Regions from separate parts of the Mus musculus genome. Here all the other regions are linked to region 1. A link is a loop called in an ENCODE intact Hi-C map of the cell type or tissue named here. Cell type or tissue: heart. All regions are shown on one strand.

Region 1 (8,000 bases):
CAGCTTTTTGGTGTTTTGGTTTGGTTTTGGACACCAAGTCACTAGTGACCCAATAAGAGAGACAGTTCAGAAATTAAGACGAGTTGACATTTACCTAAATCTGACTCCGTGGCCTCTGTGGCTCTGGTTTTTGTATTATTTCCTCAGACAAGCTGTAGCATTGGCCCAACATCAGAACTTTTCAGATCCAAGAGCAACACGGTGTGGACTCACTTCCTGTCCGAACTGCACGGACTTACCGACTCTGTGGGCTTTATGATGCAGAAGCAGTGTTCAATAGCTCATAAAGTTTATATCTCACACAAACTTACCTGTGATATTATTAATTACTATTTGGCTGCCTAGAAACTATTTTTCCTGTGGCCCTGTAATACCTCTTGTGGAGTAACATTGAAAAAAAAAATAAGTAAGGACCCTCATAATACAAAATAAATCTGACTTGCCTTTCTTGTCACTTACAGATGGGTTTTTAAAAAGCATCTTGCCTTTCCTATCAACAAAGCCCCCCACCCTCCCCCCCGTTTTTGTCAGTTCTTCTATTTATTTTGAAATACTAAACAATCGACTTCACTTGTCCTCGCGGCTTCTTATGTCTTGGGGGAATGACTCACTGATTTAGGCTCTCAGTCACCAGGGGCCAATGTCAGGATCCACAGAAACTTCCTGTTGTTTCGAATAGCTTCCCCCCAACCCCCTACACCCTCCCTCCTTCGAGGTGACAGAGTCTAGAGAATTCACAGGGCGTGGGGGGTGGGTCGGAGGTGGCGGGCTGGGTTATTTGACTTCTGAAATGAGTTTTAAAGTATCAGATTTAAAAGTGTGTCACTTACCAAACCCAAGATGTAGTGTGTCCCTGAGGTTTCTTGGTAGTGTTCTTGCTCCTGTGCTTCGTGCAATTAGAAAAAGAAAAAAAAAAAAATCACCTTTTGGTTTTTAGATTGTAAAAGCATCACTCCTGCCAGCAGACCTGGAGAGGGCCGTGGTGAACGGGGATTTACTTATTGCGGGACAGGGTAGCCAATAAACTGTCACCCTCTCCTGTGCTTAGGGTGTTCAGGGTATTTGTTAATGTTCAAAAAAAAAAAAAGTGGGATCACAATTCTGAGACACCAAGCGTAGATTACTTCATAGACAAAGAGTGGAAGCTGGAGATCGAGATCGGCGGGGCTGGAAGGGAGGAGGTGGGGGAGGGAGTGTAATGGGGCCAGCTTCAGTTTGAAAAGACAAAAATGTCCTAGAGAAAGGTGCTGCTGTCCATTGCGCAGCAACGTGAATGGAAACAGGACACTGAAGGACACACAGAGATGTGGTTAAAGTGCTCAGAGTGCTGTGACCATTAGCACAGTTTAAACAATGCACACACATCTGTGGAAATTGGGTGTTTGAATCACCGTGTAATAAAATATTAGCTAGATGTGATTTGTAAGAATTTACCAAAACTTCCATTCAGAATGGCTACTCTGACTATACACATGTTGTATACACTGTGGGTCTGGTTAACTAAGATGTGTGGTTTTTTTTCCCCACTTTTTTTTTTTTTTTTTAGAAATAAAGTTTAATTTTTTAATAATAAAAGAAAAAAGCCAGGTGTGGTGGTAAATGCCTTTAATTCCAGAACTCAGGAGGTAAAGACAAATTGATCTCTGTGAGTTCAAAGCCAACCTAGTCTACAAATTTAGTTCTAGGACAGCAAAAAAAAAAAAAAAAAAAAAAAAAAAAATCACTCTCTAGCTCAGAGGGTGGTCAGTGTGGGGTTCTTTGCATCCACTTCACCTGTCCCTAGGTGGGCTGTTTCTTCTTGCTGGGATTAGATCAGCCTAGGATCCCAACCTTTAATCTAGACATTTCTGTACTGTTGTTGTCTGCGGGACAAAACTTGTTGTTTTGGTTGTTTGCTCCAGCCTGAGACACCACAATGCCATCAAGCCAGGAGCCTTTCCTCGCTGATGAAGTTGTATTTGTAGTAACGCTCTCTTGTCTACAGCGAAACTGCGGCTCTTTCAGGAGGACATGAAAAACATGTCTTGTAGACTGGGTGGCTTTATGTGAACTTTGAACTAGGTAGAATCTGACCTGTGACTTAACATTTTTATTTGTATCTTTTTAAAAGTTTTTATTTAGGTTCTGAGGTTTGAGTCCTAAGCCTCTTGCATACTAGGCTAGGAGGCCCTCTACCACTGAGCTATACCCTTCTTAAAGAGTTTCAGAGTCTCACTCAGCAGCCCAGGCTGGCTTTCCACCTATGACCTATCAAAGCCTGCTGACTAGCTGAGCTACAGGCCTGGGCCATCAGCCACCCCTCCTTCTTATGTCTATTATTCTCTTGTGTGTGTGTGTGTGTGTGTGTGTATGTGTGGTATATGTGTGTTGGGTGTTAGGGGTGTGTGTTGGGTGTGTATGTGTGGTATGTATGTATGTGTTAAGCGTGCCATTTTACTAAGAGAAATACATAAATGAGAATTACCAACGTAATCTTTTCTTTTTTACAATGTTGGAGGCTGAGTCGAGGGCTTTGTACTCGCCAGGGAAGCACTGTGTCTCTGAGCTAAATCCCCAGTCCCTCCTCGAGGTGTCTATAAGTGGTCTTTATTAGCTAGAGAGCTAAAACACCATGAAACAAAGTCCACACCCACCTCTGACCTGAGAAAACTATTTCCTATGCCATTTCTAGGACAGCCCTTCAGTCTCCACCCCGGCTTCCACTCCCCTATGAGATAGTACATTCTAGAGCCAGAGCCAGTATTTTTGTAAAGCCCATGTCAGTGGAATAGACACTAATTATATTCAGCTCCACACAAGCTGGTGTCCCTGTGACCAACAATTCACATTGTTCCTGACAGGAAGCACTGTTTGAACCTAAGCGATGTTTTGTGGTAGCACATGGCTGACCACTGCCAGCACTAACAGTCCTGCTTCAAGGTGGTGACAAAATGAAGAAATTGCCTGAGTGGGGACTGCAGATGCCTTCACGTGTGGCATTGCTATCTGGGTGACACAAAACACAACAGGTTTCCCCCACCCACCCACCCACCCACCCACAAATGAGGTAGCATCGCAACCGGCAAGACAGTGCATCTTTAGATTTCTGACATACATCTTGCTGGAAAAGTTGGTTCACCCCCATCCACAGGCAGTTTAAGTATTATTTGGGGACATGTTTGACTTCATGTAGATTGGAGACTAGACATCAAACAGCATCTGAACACAGGGTGTGCAATAGTGTGAACTAGTGGCTACCTTTGTCCTTAGTTGTTGAGAGAAAAGAAGCTTGTATCTTCTAATCTGATGCCAACCCACCCCCACCTCACTCACCCACCCTTACTTTGTTCCTCTTATAAATTCTTTCTATTAGGGACCACACACATAGACTTAAGAATATATAGCTAGAAAGTACGCAGGGACAGAGAATCCTAGTGCGGGGAGAGAAAGACACAGGACATAGCTCACAAGAATTAAAGAGGGTGAGCTCCCCCGGATGCTGTCTGAGCAGGAAAAAGAACGAGAAAGTAGCTCGCCCACTCGTGAAGATTATACCCAGGAGGTATATGAAGAAGTTAGCAGGCTCAAAAGAGGGGTAACCAGACTAATGGGGTGAAACCAAGAGAATAGGTCCTGGAATGTAATATCAGAAATATGCTTCCAAACAGGGGGGGGGGGGGTTGAGTGTCCAGCAGAGTGTGAAATGGGCTTATCAGGAAAAGGAAGAAAATTACAAAGGAGGGAGGGAGGGAGGGAGGGAGGGAGAGAGAGAGAGAGAGAGAGAGAGAGAGAGAGAGAGAGAGAGAGAGAGAGAGAGAGATGGGGGTGATGAGGAATGGGGCAGGCGTGTTCCCCTGACATGACAGAGAAGGCTGAAACAAAAAGCTGAGGAACTGGAAGATGCAAACTGGGTTTGTGGCCAGAGTGAAGGGAAATGACTGATATGTGCTCAGAGTTTAGCCAGGCTGGGGCTGCTGGCCGAAGGGACAGTATTAGTGCTTTAGAAAATTCTCCAAGCAGTCCTGTAGTCTGGGTTCTGGAGACCAGCCAGCCTTCTCTGGAGCACGCGATGGGGGTTGTGGAGTCACAAGTACAAAAGTCTATAGAGCATCATTTTGAAACCCTCTTTTGACTTTTCAGATAAATTGCAGAATCATCACTAATCTTAAAACACTTTCCATTAAAACCACACTTCTTAAAAGGGCTGGAAGGATGCCCCCTCCTGCTCCCCGGAGCCTCCTTTTGTGTGTGCTCTTCCCCCACGGGCAGAGATTTATTTCATTAGCAGGGGCTCCCTGGCTACATTTACAGTCCGAGGATAAGTCTTCCTGGCTTCCTGACTGCCCTGCTGCTAAGACTGCTCCAGGAGGCCAGGTAGCAAAGCAACCTTCTCGTGGTGAGATGGGTTTTCCCCTGTGGATGCCTTTCTGCAGAACAGTGGGAATCTTTCTACTTTATTTCTGTAACCACTTTTTAAATACTCTGCAAAATAATATTTGAGTCAAAAAGGAGTCTGTGGCTCTCCCTGTTATTCTCTCTGCAGGAGGTTAGTGTTTGTGATAATTCCCCTCCCATCTTGCTTACTTCCCAAACAATCCCTTTCCTTTTTACTCCTTTTTCTTCTGGCTGTTTATCATCCCATCATTCTACTTTCTTATATTCTATGTGGATTATTTACTAGAAAGATGTCGCGGGGTTAAGGAGACAGCTCGGTGGTAGAGCGCTTACCCAGCATGTCTAAAGCCTTGGGTTTGATCTCCTGCACTGAAGGGGGAAAAAAAAGAGAACATTATTTAAAAATGAAAAAAAAAAAAAGTTAAGCAAAGCCACCCTTCCCAGGCCCACCCTTACTAGCCTGTAGGAAGAAAAGCAGTCAGAGACAATGATTCAGACACTGGCATTTTCTGGAGGAGCTCGCTGGAGCAGGATCCTATCCCCTCCTGGAGGGTATGAGCTTCCTGCCAGCCTCTGTGGCAAAGGACCAGAAAAGCCACAAAGACCTGAGTGGCTTAATGGAGTGCCTGCCACATTGGACCCACCAGGCCTTGCAGGTGATCATGGCTGCCATTCTCCCAAAGAGGACTTCAAGCCGACCAGGAGGACTCAGGCAGAGCAGGCCTTCTAACTCCCCCAAGGAAAAAGACAAGTGCGCCACAGGCTGATGAGATAGGCCCTGCTCCAAATGTCACCTCCCCCGCATTTTTGATCTGGCACGAAATGAGTGTGGCCTGTGTACTTTTGTCTCCTTGCTCTCTCCCTTCCTCCACCCCTTTCTTCTCTTGGTTTATCTGTGTGTGTGTATTGTATGTATGGCTGTGTACACATGCGAATGCATGTATGGACAGATCAGCACGTCTTCCCAGATAGTTCTCCATCATCCATTACCTTATCATTTCGAGGCAGGCTCTCTCACTGAACCTGGCACTCACTGACTAGACAGTCTGGCCAGTGAACTTCAGGGATCCTTTTGACCCAACCCTCCCAGGATAGGACTGAAGATGTGCTGGACCACACCTACTTTTTTAATGTAGGTGCTGGGGATCCAAACCCAGTCTCTTGTGCTTGCATGGCAGATACTTTACCAACTGAGCCATCTCCCCAGCCCAGTTCTCTCTTCCCCTCTGTAACCTAAGCTGACCTGGAAATCATAGTCAGCCCAGATTAGCCTTGACTTCTACATCCTCCTGTCTCTGCTTTGCAAATGCTAGGATTGGAGATGTGACTCATGAAGCCCCGATGTAGCCCTGATTCTAGAATTTCAGAAGCATAGGAACCTCCCCTTTGTACTCTGTCCACCTCTGGTCTGTTAGACACAGCTCAGTGACCCAGGGCTGTAGAGGGCCTCCTGGTCTTTCTGAGACATGATGTGGCTACAGTAAATGGAGCCATTGCTTGGGTGCTTGAAGGGAGAGGAGGTACCAAGCAATGGAGCTAGGGGAGGAGTCTATGGGCTGCCTGTGGCTGCATTCTCTTGGAGATGGGGGACCAGTCTAAAGTGACTTTGACTCAGGCAACAGAGAAAACATTGCTCACTCTCAGGTCTTCCTCTCCTTGTCTTTCTGGAAGAGTGGTCCTCTGCTTCTGCCTTCCAGATGTGGGCCTGGCTTCTTGGAGCTTGATAATGTGGGGTGAAGTACGGGGATTCTAATTTCCAGAGGAGCAAGGTGTTCTTGGATGCCTGCCATGTGTGTCGTGTGTACTCTGGTGATGAGCCTCACTAATCATTTCCTTGTAGTGTGTTATTAAACCCCCTAGAGATGAGCCCTTAGGCCTCCCGTGGCTGACTGGGAAATGCAGGCCACACCTAAGGAGCTGGAAAGTGGTGTAAAGCCAGGGCTTCAAAACAGACTAGATAGTGCCTCAGAGTTTAGTTATAGGGCACAGTTCTATGGCCTGAAGCCATTCTATGCTGATTCCCCTCTCTACCCTTAAGATGGGCTAAGTCCTGAAATAGCTGAGGCTGCCTCATCTGGACAGCTCCTAGACATGGGTGTGGGAATCAGGAAGCGGGGCTCTGGGTTCTTTTGCCAGGAGATCTGTGTCCTAAGAACCCTGAATCAGGCCTTTCTGTTGGTTCAAACAAGCTTTTTTTTTTTTCTTTCAGATAGACAAATGAACAGTTAACAGGTCTGAGTACACCCACCTTTCACCTCCCAGGGCCCTGTGAAGTTTAAATGAAGATGTATTTTTAAAAAACAAAAAACAAAGCAGCAAACAGGAGGGAACTTGCACACTCAAAGGGGGAATAGTGCTGATATTGAAATAACGAATCTAATACGCTGCTTTTGGAAAGCAGGCAAGAGCCCTTGCTAGCCAGAAAGCTCCCAGCTTGGTCACCACGGTGTGTGCTTCCCTGGGCATACACCTTGGACTAACCCTGCATGCCACTCAGCTGGCGAGCAGATTTTTCTAGGCTCCATCCCCCAGAATCTTTGGAAGAACACTGGATTAGGTATGCTAGACTGGTCCTGGCTTTGACTGAAGAGATTACACATACAAAAAAAAAAAAAAAAAAAAAAAAAAAAAAAAAAAACTCTGAAGATAAATGTTATTTAATTGGATAAACAATCTTAGTGCAGTTTTTTCCCCTGTGTTCTATCAAGGTACCACTGGCAAGGCTATCAGGGCAGTTTTTGAGAATTTTTTTTAAATTTGAGCTAGTGTCCATATGGACACATGTCTCGGGATGTGTGCATCTCTGGGATAGACAGGTAGAGAAGCATGTGCTATGATGCTTCAGGTAGAATACCCAGTGTTGGAGAGGTGAGCTGACTATAGCTCAGTGGTTCTCAGCCTTTCTAATGCTGCAGTTCCATTCTGTGATGACCTCACCACCACCACCACCATCACCATAAAATTATTTTTGTATTTACTTCATAACTGTAATTTTTCTACTGTTATGAATTGTGATGTAAATACCGGATATGCAGGATATCTGATATGTGACCCCTGTGAAAGGGTTGTTTGACCCAAAAAGGGGGTTAGGGTCCGGGACCCCCAGGTTAAGAACTGCTGCTGTAGTGTCTGTCTTGGAAAGGCACAGTCCAATCAAGAAGGGAGGTATTCAAATCCACAGGGTTCAAGTGTCTGTGTGGACTGTAGCATATGGGGCATCGAGTGGAATGGCAAGGAAATCTTTATAGTCACAAGGACAGAATGAGGCACATGCTGCTTGTGTCTGTGGGCCTTCCTCAGTGTTTAACTTAACTGTCATCTGCTGCAAACTGACCGTTGTTTTCTACTGGTTTCCTTCTCTCTAGTGAGGATGAGTAGAGTACTTACATTACACAGTGAGCCTGGGCAAGCACGAGCGTTCTTCTTAACGGGCCTGTCTGGGTCAACCTTAAAATGATAGTTGAGTCCCAAGCTAGGAAATTGATTCATGCGCTTCGTCATGCCATTGGTGAGCCCAGCCCACAGGTACTCACCCTGTGCCAGCTCTGAGCCAAGCATGGCTTGGGGAACGCACTTCTGACCCGAGCCTTCCCATCCTTGAAAGTCAGTCTTGACACTTGGGTGCA
Region 2 (8,000 bases), 50 kb after region 1:
ATGATGCTTGTGCAGGAATAGAAACCCTGACTAAGACACCTATCCTTCCCTATCAGCTAATACTACCCTCTCTTGGCCTCCTAGACTTTTACATTATGCACATTTATACCTGTTTACATACATACAAGTATGCAGTGTAGACTAGGATCCACATACAAGAGAGAACATGTGGTTTTTGTCTTTCTGACTTTAGGTCACCTTACTTGGTGTTATACTTTTAAGATCCATCCATTTTCCTGTAGATTTAATTTTTTCTTCACTGCTGAAAGTATCCTACTGTGTATAATAAGTGCCACATTTAAAGGGTCCATTCACCCACTGATGGATATCTAGGCTGGGTCCATCCCCTTGCTGCTGTGAATATAGCAGCAATAAACAAGGATGGGCAAGTGTTTCCTTGGAAGAAAAAAATATTTCCTAAATTGATATATTAAGTAATGCTTAGTGAGGAAAAATAACTCTGGAGTGTGTAAATAATAAAGACTTAGGGGTGAAGATAAGGAAAAAAGAGAAGGTGTTTAGGAGGAGGCTACAGAACAAGAGGCAGATTGGGGTACAGCAAAAGAAGAAAGACTGGCATTCCACGTCAGGTATATGAGCACCATCTCATTGATGGTCCAACGGAGTGAAGTCCCAGGACCTCCTGTGTGCAGCTCCTCTCACCGGATCTGGAAATGCGGCAGAGTTCTAAGGCAGATGACATATTGTAAAGATTTCCCAGAGCCAAGAGGATGGTGTGTGTCATGGGGCTTTGAAGAACAGTCGTGGAGTCCCTCGCTACCCTGGAAAGTTGAGGTCCAAGCAACACTGCACGGGCTGCTGCTGTGGGTGCGTGTGGAGGCATTCCCACCAAGTGGGAGGGCCCTCCCATTATGAGTGTGAATATTGTCAGGGTTTTCTCTGTCCCCTGCCCCCATGAGTCTGCCTATGGCTGCATCCTGTAGTTTCATTCCTGCCTAGGAGAGCTTCTCCTTCAAGCAGACTGTGGCTTCTCCTGTAGTCATGCGAAGAAGTTATCAGGTTTCTCTAGAAAAGCCACTAGGATAAAGGGGAAGTTATCAAGAGGCCAGGTCTTCAGTCGCTGAGGACAAAGGTATTCCTCTCCACCATAATTCACGTGGGAGCCCATCGCTGCCCGAAAGAGGAAGTGCGGGTTGCTCTCACTTCTGAGCCTCTTCGGAGGAATTCTGTTGAGAAACAGAGACAAAACATAAAAGCGAAAGACCACACTTTCTCTCCTTCTCTCCCGAAGGAGCAGAGAGACCCTTCATAGCAGCACAGGCTCACTCCTCCTTCAGGCAACAGAGAAAAATCTCTTCAGAGCGTTGACAGGGCCTGGATGCTGGCTTTGGAGGAGCACTTACCCCAGGCTGAGCACTTTCCAGCCTGGCCTCTTAGCATGCGATGTACAGAGGCTTGACATGAAGAGAACCACACACCAGGACTCACAGGACGAAATCCAAGACTGGCACGGACCAGCCTTCTGTGGGAGTGAATGTGAATTTGCTCGTACTGCTAATGCTTGCTGGCAACTGTTAGCTTTCTTGGCTCACAGCAGCACCATCGGATCGATGTGTATCTTCACTGTTATACAAATGCACCCCTCTATATGCCTTGGTGTCCACATTTCCCCTTCGAATAAGAACTGTACTGAATTTTGGATTCCAGCCCACTCTAGTGACCTCATCTCAACTAATTATATGCATAGCATCCCGATTCATCCTGGGAAAGGTATGTTCTGAGATACTAGAGGTTAGACGTGAATGGATGGGTCTGGTAGATGTCCTAGTTTTCATCAACGTGACACAAACCTAGACATTTCTGGAAAGAAGGGAAATCAATAGAGAGACTGCCTCCATTAACAGATTGGCTTGTGGAGTGTGTCTGTGGAGAACTTTCTTGATTGATCATGGATGCCACAGAGGGCCCAGCCTATTGTGGGTGATACGATGACTAAGCCAGTGGTCCTGGGCTATTCAAGTAGCATTCCCTGAGTGTGCTTGCACACACACACAGACACACACACACACACAGACACACACACACACAGAGTCCTCTCAGTTTTCTCTCTAGGTTCCTGCCTTGGCTTCCCTTAATGATGGACTATAAACTATAAGCCAAACAAACTCTTTCCTGTCCAAACTGTTTTATCAGGGCAGTGGAAGGCAAAGCAGAATACTGGGGAACACACTTCCCACAGTGACTTTTTCTTTCCACTTAGGTTTGAGGAGCTACAGACCCACAGGTGAAAGGGATGACTTGCATGGGGTCTCTCCTTGACTCGGCCTTGGGTCGCTCTGAGCCAGAGGCTGGCTGGGCTCCCATCACGGCAGAGCCCACTGAGAACTAAGGACACTAGGTGCCCACTCCACTACTGAGCTCCAGCTGAGAGGAGTCTTTACTGGGTTTTTAATTTAAAATGTTTTATGTGTGTGCATATCTTGCCTGCATGTATGTCTGGGTACCACATGCATCTCTGGTGCCTGCAGAGGCCAGAAAATGCCATTGGCTCCTCTGGAACTGGAATTCCCAAAGTCATGAGGAGCCACGTGGATGCTGGGAATTGAACCTGGGTCTTCTGGATCATCCAGTGTTCTTGACTGCTAAGTCCTTCCTCTAGCCCCTAGGGCAACGCTCTTAAGGAGAGTAGGTGACACCAGATGATGAAGGCTGGTGACTGTCACGTACACCCAGGTCTGAGGATCCTGGACCACCCAGCCTGGCCTGGCATATGTCTGTTCAGATGGTAGGCCATATTCTCTGAGGCAAAGAGAAACCTTGCTAGGCATCTTCCTTCTTCACTGTACAATGAGGTCTGTGTTCTCCCTGCCCAGCCCACCTAGAGTCAGGAGAAACTCAAATAGTATAGGATAGGATAGCTTTGTAAAGACCCTACTCCGCAGCAGTATGGGGGGGGTGATTCTTAGGTCATTGTGAGACTTTCCCCGGGGAGCACTGGCGGGACTCTCTCCTCTCTCCTCTCTGTCTGCTCAAGGGACAGGGTCTAATCTCTCCTGTTTAACACATACCTGACCATCTCATAGCTGGCTTTACATGCAGGGGCCACTTAGCCTGCCCAGCTGCTCAAAGGAGAAGCCAAAATCCACCTAGAGTTTCGATCCAGCAGTCCTGTTTGGCTCCAGTTGGAAGACTTGGAGAATCCGGCTTCTGGGACTGGGTTCGAGCCAGGTGACCCAGCCCGAGGGAGCCGGAGAGGGTTCCAGGCACACACCTGCCACTCGGGTTTCCACCCCGCAGCGTCTCTTTCCTGGCTTGTGCTTTTCAAGTGCCTCCGTCCTGCAAGATTGACAGCTCACTTTTGATTGGAATCAGAGTGTAGGAAGCGGTCTTTTCAAATTTCCTGTGCAACCCAGCCTGCCAAAAGTCCTGCCACTGGCTGTTTTATTTACCCTGGCCACCAGGCCTCTTGCTCGCTGCACCCTAAGAAAACAGATTGCTGTCGGGAGAAAAGTCCATGCGTGTTTCCTTTCTGGAGGCTGATCAAGTTCTGAAAGAAGGGTTTCCTGCAGTCCATTACACCATTTTGGTTTGTTTTATCCCGTCTCCACCTGCAGAGCAGGGAATTAGCCTGCAGCCCAGGGCTGGGCCAGCAGATGACTACAGGGAAAGGAGAGCTCGTGGGCGTGGAGCTTTCCACAACACACCGTGGCCTTGTTCTCTTTAGCTAGGCATTGTGTGCTGAGGCCCAAGCCCAAATCTGAATAGGATTCTGTGTAACTTGATCTGTTTTCTTTCTTTCCTGTATTCCTGTGAGCCAAATTTAACTTCACTCCAATCTGTGGCCTGTACATATAATGTTCTGCCGGAGGGTGGGGGTGGGCTGGGAGATGTGGGAGAGGGTGTATATGCTTGCGGTTTTTTTTTTCCTATCTTCCCCTTTCTACATTTTTTTTTTCTTTTGCTTGCCTGCGTTGCTCACCCACTGCTCACCCTTGGCCGGGTATAACTTAATATGGCTGTCTTGTCTGCAGCCATTAACCCTTTAGGGAAAGTGAGTGGGTTTTTTTTTTTTTTTCAGTCTCTCCTTAGCAAACCACAAAGTTTCCCAACCCCCACTCCCAGCGCCCCGTTGAGAAGCCTTGGCATTGCTTGAGTTAACAGTTGGCCTCCAGGAAACATGAACTTCCCTAGAAGTGCTTGTGCAGCAATTAATAGGCCTTCACTCAGATATGTAAAAATAGCCCCATGCTTGGAAACCCGCAGTTGAAAGACTCGGCTCCTAGGAGTCACCTGACTAGTGTTGGGTACCTCCTCTTTAAAAGGCTTGTGTCCTAAACGTCCCAGAAATATCCCAACATCGATGTGGGAAGGTTGCCAGGGCAGACAGAAATCCAATGTTCAATTAAAAGCTCCTCCAGCTGTGGCTAGGTCAGGCTTTGGCAGAGGCCAACAGCCTTGGGGTTCATGGGTGTGCCCTGCTGTTAACATGGAGGTGGGGATGGGGGTGCTGTCTGCTCCTCCTTTCTACTTAAGCAGCACCCCCTGCTTTTCATGATGGAGGGAGAAGACAGGCTGACTAAAGAGGGTTGGTAAGGGGAGGGCTCCCCTTACCTCCCAGGGCTGTCTCTTCCCTCCACGAAGGGCCGAATATTGGTCCTCAAGGTGTTGTATCTGGGGGACAGTCAGATAACGCACTGACAGCATAATGGTTTCAATGCTCACTGCTTCCAGAAATCACAAACATTCTGGGAAAACAATAATAACAACACCACCACAGAACCACGGGCCCTATCGGGAGGGGAAGATGTCTTGGGTCATTGCGAGCTATTTTTAGAATGGAAAATGTGCTGGCTCAGAGAAAACTAGTCATGTGCCCCAGTCCAAGTAGGGCACAGTGAACCCTGCCCCATGAGCCTGCTGTTCATTTTTACCCAGCCTTGGCATCTCTTCTCCTTCAAGAAGCCCTTCCAGCCAGTGGGGAAAGCGCCTAGGCAAGAGCCAGCTTCCCTAAACATCACTCCATGAGGACCCACACTTGACTCCTTCTGGGGCCCCTGCTACCTGCTGTCAAGTTGGTTGAAGAAGGGTCAGTGTTCCAATGTGGCTCACCTGCTTCACCTCAGGGCTACCGTGGATGTCCCTGTGGTGGCCCTCTGTCATTTTCTTTTTGTAACCACCATGGTATTTTTCAAGGTCCTGGACGTTCAGTGCATAACTGTCCCTCAGTGGAGTTGGCCATGTTTGCCCAGAAAGAGTAACCCAAACCTATGCTGCCTAGGTACCTGTTGTGGGCCAGGGGCCTACATGGCTTATCCACTGACCTTGACACAATGAGGAAGATATGGGAATGGTAACAAGGGAGTGGTCCACCGGACTGGTACCTCGAGGCACAATCAGGGATACATATGAACTAGAATATGATGCAGTCAAGCCTGGACTTTTGGAAAGGTACCAGCTACATCCCTCGTCAGCTGTCCAGCAGAGGGGACCCAGCAGTGATTGTGAAGGCATCACATGTGTGTGTCTGTACATGTGTAGGTGTCTGTGTCTGTGTGTACATGGAAGCCAGAGAACAGCCTCCGGCATCCGTCCTTAGGCACTCACCGTGGTTTGTTTGGCTTGTTTTTGTTTTCTGTTTTGTTTTTGAGCCAAGTGCTCTCATTGGACAAGTGGGCTAGGTTGGTTGGCCAATGAGCCCCTGGGACCCACCCATCTCTCCCTCCCCAGTACTGAGGTTATAAGCAATTGTCATTTGACCCAGCTGCTTTATAATTTGTGTTCTGAGGCCTGAACTCACTCTATGTTCTGGATTATCACTCCAGGATCTTCCCAGGATCCCAGTTGTGGCTCACTGCCGTACACTGGCCCAGTCTGGCCTCAGCATTGTGCAAGTCTGAAGCTGCTCTCTTCCTTGGAAGAAGTGGAAGCTTTCCTCTAGCCTGTGGTTAACTCTACGGCTGCCCCTGCACCAGCCCAGCCCACTCAGGACAAAAGCAGTTGCCTCCTTCCCATGCAGTGGGATTGACAATCTGCATCCCAAGACCCAAGTCCTTCATTACAAGAGGCCAGCCTCACTGAGCACCCTGGAGTATATTCTCAGCTCCAGGTGTAAAACTGGTTCTTATGGACTCTCAAGACTCAGGCAGCTACTTCCTTCTTGGACACAAGCCAGTGTCTTCCCCAGAGGTCACAGCTCAGTGCCCTGTGGTTGGGGCAAAGTGTGTACTCTTTTACAGAACTTTGGGTATGCTCTGACACAGCATGACCTAGGAGCTTGTCTAGAGAGGGTATGGGATGCCCATCAGCTCTAGATCTTTCCTGAAGCTAGTGTGGGAACTGGCTTAGAGCACCTGGGTGTTCCTATTCATTAATGTATCAGTTCAGAAGCCAATGCTCTTAGACTTAGTGAGTTTGGCTTGAACCACGTTGCCTGCCATTAGACTGTTTAGCCAGTGATTTCAGAAGACTGTGTTTCCATTCATCTGTCCCAATGAAGAAGGCTTTCTTAAGTTAATTGCCTGGAAATAACACCAAGTTTCTTGCTCAGAAAACGACAATCAAACCAAAAGCTTCCTATCAAGGGCTTTTCTTGCACTACTTGGGGCAGTAGCCACTTGGGGAGGTGAGGGGATTTTAACTGTGGGTCCTCTTTCAGGATGTGCTTTGGAGTTACTCAGAGAGAAAGAAAGCTCCCTTCCCGAATCTCACTACCCTCCCTCCGATGGATGTGCGCAGCTTAGATTCTGCTCTGCCAAAACTAAAGTGTGCACACACGGTATGTGTACCTGCAATCCCAGCATCTGGAGGTAAAGACAGAATGATTGCCATCAATCTGAGGCTAGTCAGGGCCTTACAGTAAGAACTTGTCTTAAAAAACAAACATAGCAGAAAGCCTCAGACACAAAGCCACAGATGACAAATCTTAAGGCACACTGCACAGTTCATTCAGATAGCCTACCAGCCATATTTTGCCTTCCTGGTTTCTTTCTAACACCTTGAAGTGGTAAGGACCTTCCTTGCCATCAATTTAACATGTTAATGTTTTTTAATTAAAATTCTGTATCATCTAATAGGTCACAGAATTGTGGGTGATGAGTTCTTTGTTCTAGAACTTCCTGTGTAATGAAACTGCCATCCATAATTGTTTTCCTGTGGACTGCTTATTAAAAGAAGTGATTTTTGATGAACTAAACTAGGTAAGTGCTCGCAGCGTGAGGCCCATTGGGAATGAAGCCCTTACCAATCACAGCTCCCCTCCCCCCCCCCCCCCGAGGTGGGGGGATGCAGGAGGATGTGTGCTTTCAGATGTCAGTTTCAGCTGATTGTTTCTGAGGCTATGTGACCATTATTCTGTATCCTGTGGTGCGTTTTATAGACTGATATCAATTTGTAGAGCTCCATTATGGATGGATGTCTCCAGATGAGTGCAAGTTTCAAACCATGGAGTGAAGATATGGAGTATGATGGCGTTCAGAGGGAAAGTGGAGAAGGGTACTAAACTGTGACACCTTTCACCTAAGATGGGGTCTTCCTATACTGGGGGACGGGAATCCTGCTGCGCAGAGCCTGGAGCAGGCAAAGCCAATGAGGCCTCTTCCTCCCACTTGTGGAGACACCTACAGACCCACGAGAGGCTCCAAAGCCACAGCAGGGCTGTGGTTTTCATTTGCCTTCAATACTGGAGTCATCATGTAAAAATCCAGTGATTTCTATCTCAGCAAAACTCAGAAAAGTAGACCACAGGGTCTACTTCCTCCCAGTGTTAGTCTGCTGAAGCCATTATTAGCCATTTGCTCGAGGACCAGGGCTCTAAGCCACCATCCAGACTGCTTGCTCAGCTCTGTGCTGGAGTTAACAGTGTAGCTTCAGATTGTAGCTGTAGGTCCAAAGCCAAAAGACCCTGAGAGAGCACAGAGCCTGCAAAAAGACACATGCCTCAACCCATGCCAACCCTTCCTGGGGCAGCAGGAGGCGGGGGTGGGGGTGAGGGGTGGGGTGGGGGATTGGTGTTCGTAATGATTTGGATATAAAAAAGGTCT
Region 3 (8,000 bases), 210 kb after region 1:
GACTAGTCTAGCTAGCCAGCTTGCTCCAGGAATCCCATCTCCACCTTCTAAAAGCTGGAGTTGTGAGTGGGCTGCTTTGTGCATCTAGCATCTATATAGTGTGCTGGTTGGTTTTTGACACAGATAACTTGACACAGACATTCCTAGGAAGAAGGAAGCTCAGTTGAGGGATTGCTTCCTTCAGAATGGCTTGTAGGCAAGCCTGTGGTACATTTTGTTGACAGATGGTTGATGTGGGAAAGCCCACATCTGGTCAGCAGTCCCAGGTTACAAAAAACAAACAAACAAACAAACAAACAAACAAACAAAAAACAAGCTGAGCTAGTATGAGGAGTGTAAAATAAATTATATTTTAATAAAGATATAAATAGTAAATCAATCCCCAGTTAACCACACAGAGAAACCAAGATTTATTTCAAGCTGCACCTCAATATCTGGGTGGTTAAATGATCTATCTTTTTTTTTTTTTTTTTTTTTTTTTTGGTTTTTCGAGACAGGGTTTCTCTGTGTAGCTCTGGCTGTCCTGGAACTCACTTTGTAGACCAGGCTGGCCTCGAACTCAGAAATCCGCCTGCCTCTGCCTCCCAAGTGCTGGGATTAAAGGCGTGCACCACCACGCCCTGCTTAAATGATCTATCTTAACATCCTATGTTTATCTGGCTACTTCCTAGCCATGGCCCTGTCCTTGTGACTCCAAAGCTCCTCCCTATTCTCTCTTCTGCCCAGCCATTGGGTGATCAGCATTTATTGACAAGGCAAAGAATAAATGGTAAGAACCCTTTACACAAACTGGAGACAGGAGTCTAGACAATACTGAGGGTTGAGACAAGAAATGGGGGCAGAAAAATCAGCATTTGAATAACCTAAAGATAACCTTTAGACAGTGCACAAAAACCATTATGTCTACAAAGACAGAGGAGCAAGCCAGGAAGCAGGGTTCTTCCTTGGTTCTGCTTGTGTTCCTGCCTCCAGCTCCTGCCTCTGTCTCTGCCCTGATGACAGGCTGTAATCTGTTGAGTGACATGAACTCTGAGTTGTTTATAGTTAGTGTTTTATCACAGCAATAGAAACAAAGAGGAAGACACATGGATTCCGGATCCAAACTCTAGTCCTCATGCATGGTGCTTATGGGGCAAACATTTTAACCATTGAACTATCTCCCTGGCCTCTCAGTTCATCCTCTGTTGCCATAGCAGCAGAAGCCAGATACTGGAAGCTAAATACCCTGTAAAGCAAAGAAGTTTATTTAGTTCACAGGTTTGGAGGCTAAACTTGAAGGTCTAAACTTCCATCCATTTTGTCTCTGGCAAGGTTGTGTGGCTGCATCTCAACAAAACAGATGGCATTGTGGTAGAATTGTGTGTGTGTGTGTGTGTGAGAGAGAGAGAGAGACAGAGAGAGAGAGACAGAGAGACAGAGAGAGACACACAGAGAGAGACAGAGAGAGGAACAGAGAGAGAGAGAGAGTTTGATTGACTGGTTGATTTAGGGGCTTGTTTTGTTTGTAGCAATTTGTGTGTGTGTGTGTGTGTGTGTGAACTTCTCAGAGTCCTGTGAATTATATTAATCCCATCCAAGGACATTATCCTCAGTAATCTATCTGACTCCCACTAAATTCTGCCTCATGAAGGCCCATCACCATCACCACTGCCACTCCAAAGCTTCGCCTTCTAGTATAATAGTCTTTAGATGACACACTCAGATCATCTGCAACTCACAGTGGGAAGGTCAATCTTGGCCTCATCCCCACGAGCATCACCATCATCATTCCCAGCTTTATCACTGCCATCCGTCAATCTTGCATCATCAAGGGCTCTTCACAGTAAAGCGGAGGGACTGTGGCCTTTGGAAGGCTTGTTGGTTGTTAGCTTAGCTCATCACTCCATAGGTGGGAGCTTGGGGACACTTTAATGCAAGCTTCATATTCATCATATGTAAAATGGAATAACTCAAAAAATATAGTGGAGGGGGAAATAGTAGTTAAAGGGATAATGATTAAGGTTTTATACAACAGGGATAACTCAAGTATCCCGTCCCACGGGATTCAGTTATTCGTGGGTGCGAGGGGGACCGCAAACCTGTAAGGAAATGGGATTGGAAGAGAAAAGAGAAGCGGATGACCAAGTAGATTGTACCTATCAAGGTCTCCGTATATTAGGCTGAGACGCCTGGTTTTAAAGCATACATCTCGGGGAATAGGGGAGGGGTTGAGGGGGAATTTAACAAAGAACAAAGAGTGGGCATCTGCTGACATGAGGGCCGAAGTCAGGCTCCAGGCATCGGGCACTCTGCATCTTATCTCTGGAACATAGATCCTCCTTGACAGCCTTGGGGTGTCAGGCGGGACTCAGGCGTAACTCATGTCCTTGGAAGTCATGGGAGTCAGGAAGAGATAGGGAAGAGGGGACTATAATTCAGCTTTTACAGCCTCAGGTGCCAGGAAGGGAACAGGGAGGAGGGAGTGACAACCGGCTCCTATCACGAGGCCATTTGGCCTGTCAGGGTGGGAGATTGTGAGAAGCTTGCTTTCTCACGGTATGGTCTCTGACACACAAGAAATTTATTGCACAGATGGTGACTTTAGGTAAAACAAAACAAAAAACCAAAAACAACTAAATGAGGTAATACATATAATAATGAGTTTGATTTAGCCATTTGTCTTAGTTAGGGTTTAACTGCTGTGAACAGACACCGTGACCAAGGCAACTCTTACAAGGGCAACATTTAATTGGGGCTGGCTCACAGGTTCAGAGGTTCAGTCCATTATCATCAAGGCAGGAGGATGGCAGTATCTAGGCAGGCATGGAGCTGGAGGAGCTGAGAGTTCTACATCTTGTTCCAAGGGCAAATACTCCTCAGGCAGCTAGGATGAGGGTCTTTTTTTTTTTTTTTAAAGATTTATTTATTTACTATATGTAAGTATACTGTTGCTATCTTCAGACACACCAGAAGAGGGCATCAGATGTCATTACAGATTGTTGTGAGCCACCATGTAGTTGCTGGGATTTGAACTCAGGACCTTTGGAAGAGCAGTCAGTGCTCTTAACCACTGAGCCATCTCTCCAGGACCTAGGATGAGGGTCTTAAAGCCCACACCCACAGTGACACAGCTATTCAACATGGCCACACCTACCCCAACAAGCCACACCTCCTAAAAGCGCTACTCCCTGGGCCAAGCATACACAAACCACCACACCATTCTACCATGCATGCACTTTTTAAAACACTGTGTTGTGCAAAATCAATATATACATATATAATTCAGAATTGCCAATTAAAAATAAATTAATTTTAAGATCAAGTCACATGTCTCTGTGTCCTCGATTATCTTTTAGTTCTTCACAGTGAAAGCATGGGTACATTGTATTAAAATATCACCTGGGCTCTGGGTGTGGCCATGTAACACTGCACTCCAAAGGCAGAGGCAGGTGCTTGGTTCTTTGTGAGCCCCAGGCCAGTCAGGTCTACATTTTGAGATTCTGCCTCAACAAACCAAACCACACCACAAACAAAGAGAAAAGGCAGTGTTCCTGGCCCATACCTTTAATCCCAGTATTCCTAAGGCAGAGGCAGGTGAATCTCTGAGTTCTGAATCTACACAGTGATTTGTAAGACAGTCAGGGCTACGCAGAGAAACCCCATCTCAAAATAAAACCAACAACAAAAAGATTCTATTTATCCAGGGAGTGGTGGCACACTCTTTTAATCCCAGTACTGGGGAGGCAGAGGCAGGCAGATGTCTGGGAGTTCAAGGCCAGCCTAGACAGCTCTGTCTCTCAGGGAGGCTGGCAATAATAAGGCAAAGCAAAACCCCTAAAACAACAACAACAACAACAACAACAAAACAAAAGACCTGAAGTAAAGAAAAAAACTACCCTCAAAAGTGGAAAAAATCATATTACTACCTATAAGCCTACATTTTTTACATCGTATGTATCAATTTTAAAAATTAAGATAAAATGACTAGAAAAAAATTGTTACTAGCAAGTTAAAAATAAATGGTTTCTATCTTCCTACAAAAAGGAACAATAATTCCTACCGTTGAGACAGAGTATCACTATATATCCCAGCCCAGCCCAGAACTCAGGAGCCTCTGCCTCAGTTCCCTATGATTAATGAAAATTTTAAAAAGAAACCACAATGCAAATAATAAAGTTCTTAGTTGCGTGCCTGTCGTGTGGTATCAGTGTAATTCACTGTGGCCACCGTCCCTTCTGTCAGTGAGTGAGCCTGAAAATGGATGTGCTGTGGGCGAGCTCTTCCATAGCTCCAGAACCCCACAAAGGAGACCAGGAGAAGCTGGAAGAAACCCAGCCAGGGGAACCTGGGTATTGGCGGGAAACTCCATGAAGCTCATCACCCCAGAACCCTGGCTCTCCTGAGGGTGGAGTCCATGCCTCTCCCTCTGGGTCAGGCTTCTGGGCAGTCAGCCAGCCACACTGCCACTTGATGGTTTGTTTGTTTGCTTCTAAAGACATAAAATCCAAGCTTATCAAACAAAGTCACACTTGGCCCTGCCATCTTGAGAGGTAAATTCCACCATTATCTATGCACTTCAACCCCTGCACAGAACACTTGGTTCCCAGGCGAGCTGGCGGCTGGCTGCAGGGCCGACCTTCACCGACTCACCCTTTCAGCCCCCTTTCAGTCCAGGAGCCAGCCAGTCACGAGGCAGGCGTGCCAGTCACACAGACTAGGGAAATGCCCGAAGGTCCAGCCCACAAGCTGGGAGGTTTAAAAAAACCTCTTTGAACTTCAGTTTCCTCGTTTCTATAAAAGTGGCTTGAGGACAATAGTCTCCTTACCAGCTGGTTTGTGATGAGGAGTCATGAAAAGGTGATTAAACATTGACCCCAGTGCTGGCCTTTGGGGAGGACTCAACACAGAACAGCTGTGGCCTCACCAGTTCCTTAGAAACCTCTCGCTGGGTGGAAGGACGAGGTGAGGCTGGGAGAGGTTTGTACACCCAAAGGGAAAAACATAGAGCTTGTGGCTAAAAAGCGCGGGGCAAAATGAGGTCAGCTAGTGGAAACGTCATCCAAAACTTTGCCAGAGCTCTCTTGAGCCAAAGTCCTCAAAATCACCTACTCCTACTGTGTGTGTTAGAATCCACTGAAACGGAAAGGGGCATCCTGGCCCGGAAGTGGGGTTCCCGTTCATACTGCATCTTTGCACAAATTACAAGCTAGGCATGGGAGGGGCAAGCCAGTGAGCTCGCTTTGAGAGCACTGGATAATACTCTTGCTTGCTGCTCCTGCCTCTCCTCGCCCTGCAAAAAGCCCACAGACCCATAGAACAGGAGGGAAAGAGACACGTCGCGTTTTTGAGACGATGGGCACTGGTAAGAGCTGACTCACAGCTGTCCTTGTTTCTCACTCCCGTGGTGCCTGGCAATACTCCAGATGGTGGAGGCACCACAGCCTGTGTCCTCAAATAGAGACCATGGGAAAAACCATGGTGGGTGAATAGTACAGGGCTCTGTTCCCCTCCCAGTTCACATGCGCCAGTCACCGTGAGCCTTGGGGCAGTATTCTTACCACAGTCAACCTGATTCACCCTCAGATGAGTGTGGACAACGGTGGGAACAGGAGGAAAACAAAGCCCAGAGACACCAGTGGGAGAGACCGTGTCAGGGAGAGCAAGGTAAGGCCTCTTGGAAGAAGATGAACCTGTCCAAGAGGCTGGGTGGAGTTGGGGATGGCAGAGCAGGGGGTGATGAGGTTAGTGTAGGATGCAGCTATTCAAAGAAAGTGCCTATAGGGGTCCTGGAAGATCCCAGTTCCGTCCACAGGCCAGACACGTGAGGGAAACAAGATGAACTCAAAATCAGCGCCAGCCTTCATGACCAGAGTTGAGTTGAGTTTCATAAGCTCTGCTGAGGTCAGAAATCAGCAGAAACGGGACAGGCTCTCAGCTGTCTAGTCCCAAGTCTCTTCCTCCAGGAAGACTTCCCGGACCTTCCTCAGTCTCAGATAGCCTCACAATAACTCTGCTACTGTGTTTGATCTTCTGCAGGATGCTGTGTGAGCTGCATGTGAGTTTTGTGAGTTATGAGTCACAGGTGGCTCCAACCCTGCTTTCTGTCCTTCAGTCTCCCATTCAGCACCCAACAGAAGATGCTAGGCACCACTCTGCATCCTCAAGGGATATCGTATGAAGCAAGAGGCAGGTTTTCTTGGGTCCACAGCAACATCAAAAAAGAGCAAAACGGACATGCAAATAAATCTATTTTAGCATTTGAGACAGACGTCCAACTGAGGAACATGATCAGAAGATGCCAGCCAGTATAAACATATTTTGAAAATATGTATTTCATTTCTTATATATGTACATTTGTTCTCGTCGAAAATAAAGATCAAATCAAATTTCAGAGAGATTTAAAACACAAAGAAGAGTCAATTTAAAATTGTACTGCTAGAAATAAACAGCATGGGTTTGAGATGAAGACTCTAAAGGGGGCTCACTTTAGATAAGGCTGGTTAGTGATGACTGCCTTGGATAGATAGCATTTGAAACAGAGAGAGACAGTAAGGAAAACCAGCTCGTGTGAAGAACGGGGGTCGGGGGGAGGCTATGCAGGGCAAGACAAGCTGTATACCCAGGATCTTCAAGGAGGAAGACCTTAGGGTCTGAGAGAGTCTCTGGGACAATATCTTGATCAGAACATGGACAAAAGGACAGTGCCCCCCAGGTCACCACAGGGTATAGATTTCAGATGATGTGAGAAGACTCTATAGAAAGGCTTGAGTGGGCTGGGGAGGGCATCATGTCAGCCTACTGGGATGGCGACTGCTGTAGGGAACACACTGGTGGGGAAGGTTGAATCCGGATGTGTCAGTTATGGGAAGACTGGGGTCTCTGTGGAGGAAACGGTGTGAGGCTGCAGCCTCTACAGATCCATTGGAAGGAAGTTCAAAGAAATGCAGGATGGACCTGGAATCACTGGCTTGAGAACCGGCTTTGACTCTATCCACAGTCTGAGGAAAAACACCTGGGGTAGGAAGACAAAGAGCTCCAGGGGCCCAGGGAGCACTCACACTCTGAAAGAGTCTGAAAAAGGGGCGGGCTCACAAGGACCATCAGGGAGGTAGCTGGGAGAGTCTGTTGACAGATGCTCAGAGTGTGTCCAGACTCAGGATAAAATCCAAGAGCCAGCTAGCCAGGTCGCTGGCAACCTTGACAGAGATCTCCAGGGAAAGCGTTGGGAGCCTCGCCAGGGTGTCTTGTGCCCAGGACTGCAAAAGGAGTTAAGAAAATAGACACAATGTGAACAAATCCGATTATTTTGAAAGCTGTGTCTCTGAAGGCAGAGAGGAGCTCAAAAGTCTCTATGCCAGAGGGGCTGGAGGCCAGGGGACCAAGGAAGCACTGCTGGATGCTGGTTGGAATTGTCCAGAAACAGAAGGGCACTGTGCAAGAGGCCAGAGACACCCAGGGAGTGGGATGGCTGACTCCAGAGCCCAGCTGGGAGGCCTTGGCTATCCCTGCAGGGAGGAGAGAGACACGGCCTGGATGAGATGGCCAGTTTGATGTCCAGAAGATGAAAGTTGAGTTAAATGGGGCAGGGTGGGGGGATTGGAAGAAGAGTGCAGGGATCTATGGAGCAGAATGAGGGCCAAATGCAGAGACAGGAGAGCACACAGGTCCTGTAGGACACAGGATGAGAGATGACTGGAGAGAATAATGGAATCCATAGCTTAGCCTGGCAGTGTTGAGGGTCAACCTGCAGGCTGAGCTGAGTCGAGAGCCCAGTACAAAAGTACCCAGGCAAATTGTGTGATTCCCTCTCCAAACTGCCAGAAGCCGGGGTGCAGGCATAGAGAGGTGGAAGGGAGGGCTCCCGGGTTGGGATTTTGCCAAGTAGCTATAACAAAGGCCGACTTGCTAAGGGAATTTCCGTTACAAAGATTCTGAGGAGTACAAACCAGACAGAAAAGAGGAGAAGGTAGGAAGGAGGAAGGCTCGAGAGAAAAGCAGAACAAAACAGATGGTCGCAATCG

The links. Peaks named below come from ENCODE experiments on the same cell type or tissue, not always from the same donor. Only the 100,000 strongest peaks of a DNase experiment are listed, where the experiment ranks them.
Region 2: a loop joins it to region 1, with 2.2 times the contacts of the local background. A loop is called at or near these places in 4 of 42 quality-filtered maps.
Region 3: a loop joins it to region 1, with 2.3 times the contacts of the local background. A loop is called at or near these places in 3 of 42 quality-filtered maps.

Annotation. Positions count from the first base shown.
Region 1 is chr2:128,385,229-128,393,228 of GRCm38, reverse strand. The region is part of intron 1 of Morrbid (myeloid RNA regulator of BCL2L11 induced cell death); the gene reads left to right. Among named protein-coding and RNA genes, the nearest start is that of Gm14010, 33 kb to the left of the region's middle. In heart, no CTCF peak of the experiment used is centred here; DNase peaks (open chromatin) are centred at 672 and 3,969; H3K4me3 peaks cover 785 bases; H3K27ac peaks cover 1,330 bases.
Region 2 is chr2:128,335,529-128,343,528 of GRCm38, reverse strand. The region is part of intron 1 of Morrbid (myeloid RNA regulator of BCL2L11 induced cell death); the gene reads left to right. Among named protein-coding and RNA genes, the nearest start is that of Gm14010, 83 kb to the left of the region's middle. In heart, a CTCF peak has its summit at 3,455; DNase peaks (open chromatin) are centred at 3,258, 3,398, 4,228 and 4,808; H3K27ac peaks cover 3,715 bases.
Region 3 is chr2:128,176,711-128,184,710 of GRCm38, reverse strand. The region is part of intron 1 of Gm14009 (a long non-coding RNA gene); the gene reads right to left. Among named protein-coding and RNA genes, the nearest start is that of Gm14009, 11 kb to the right of the region's middle. In heart, no CTCF peak of the experiment used is centred here; DNase peaks (open chromatin) are centred at 4,540, 7,130, 7,846 and 7,990; H3K27ac peaks cover 3,339 bases.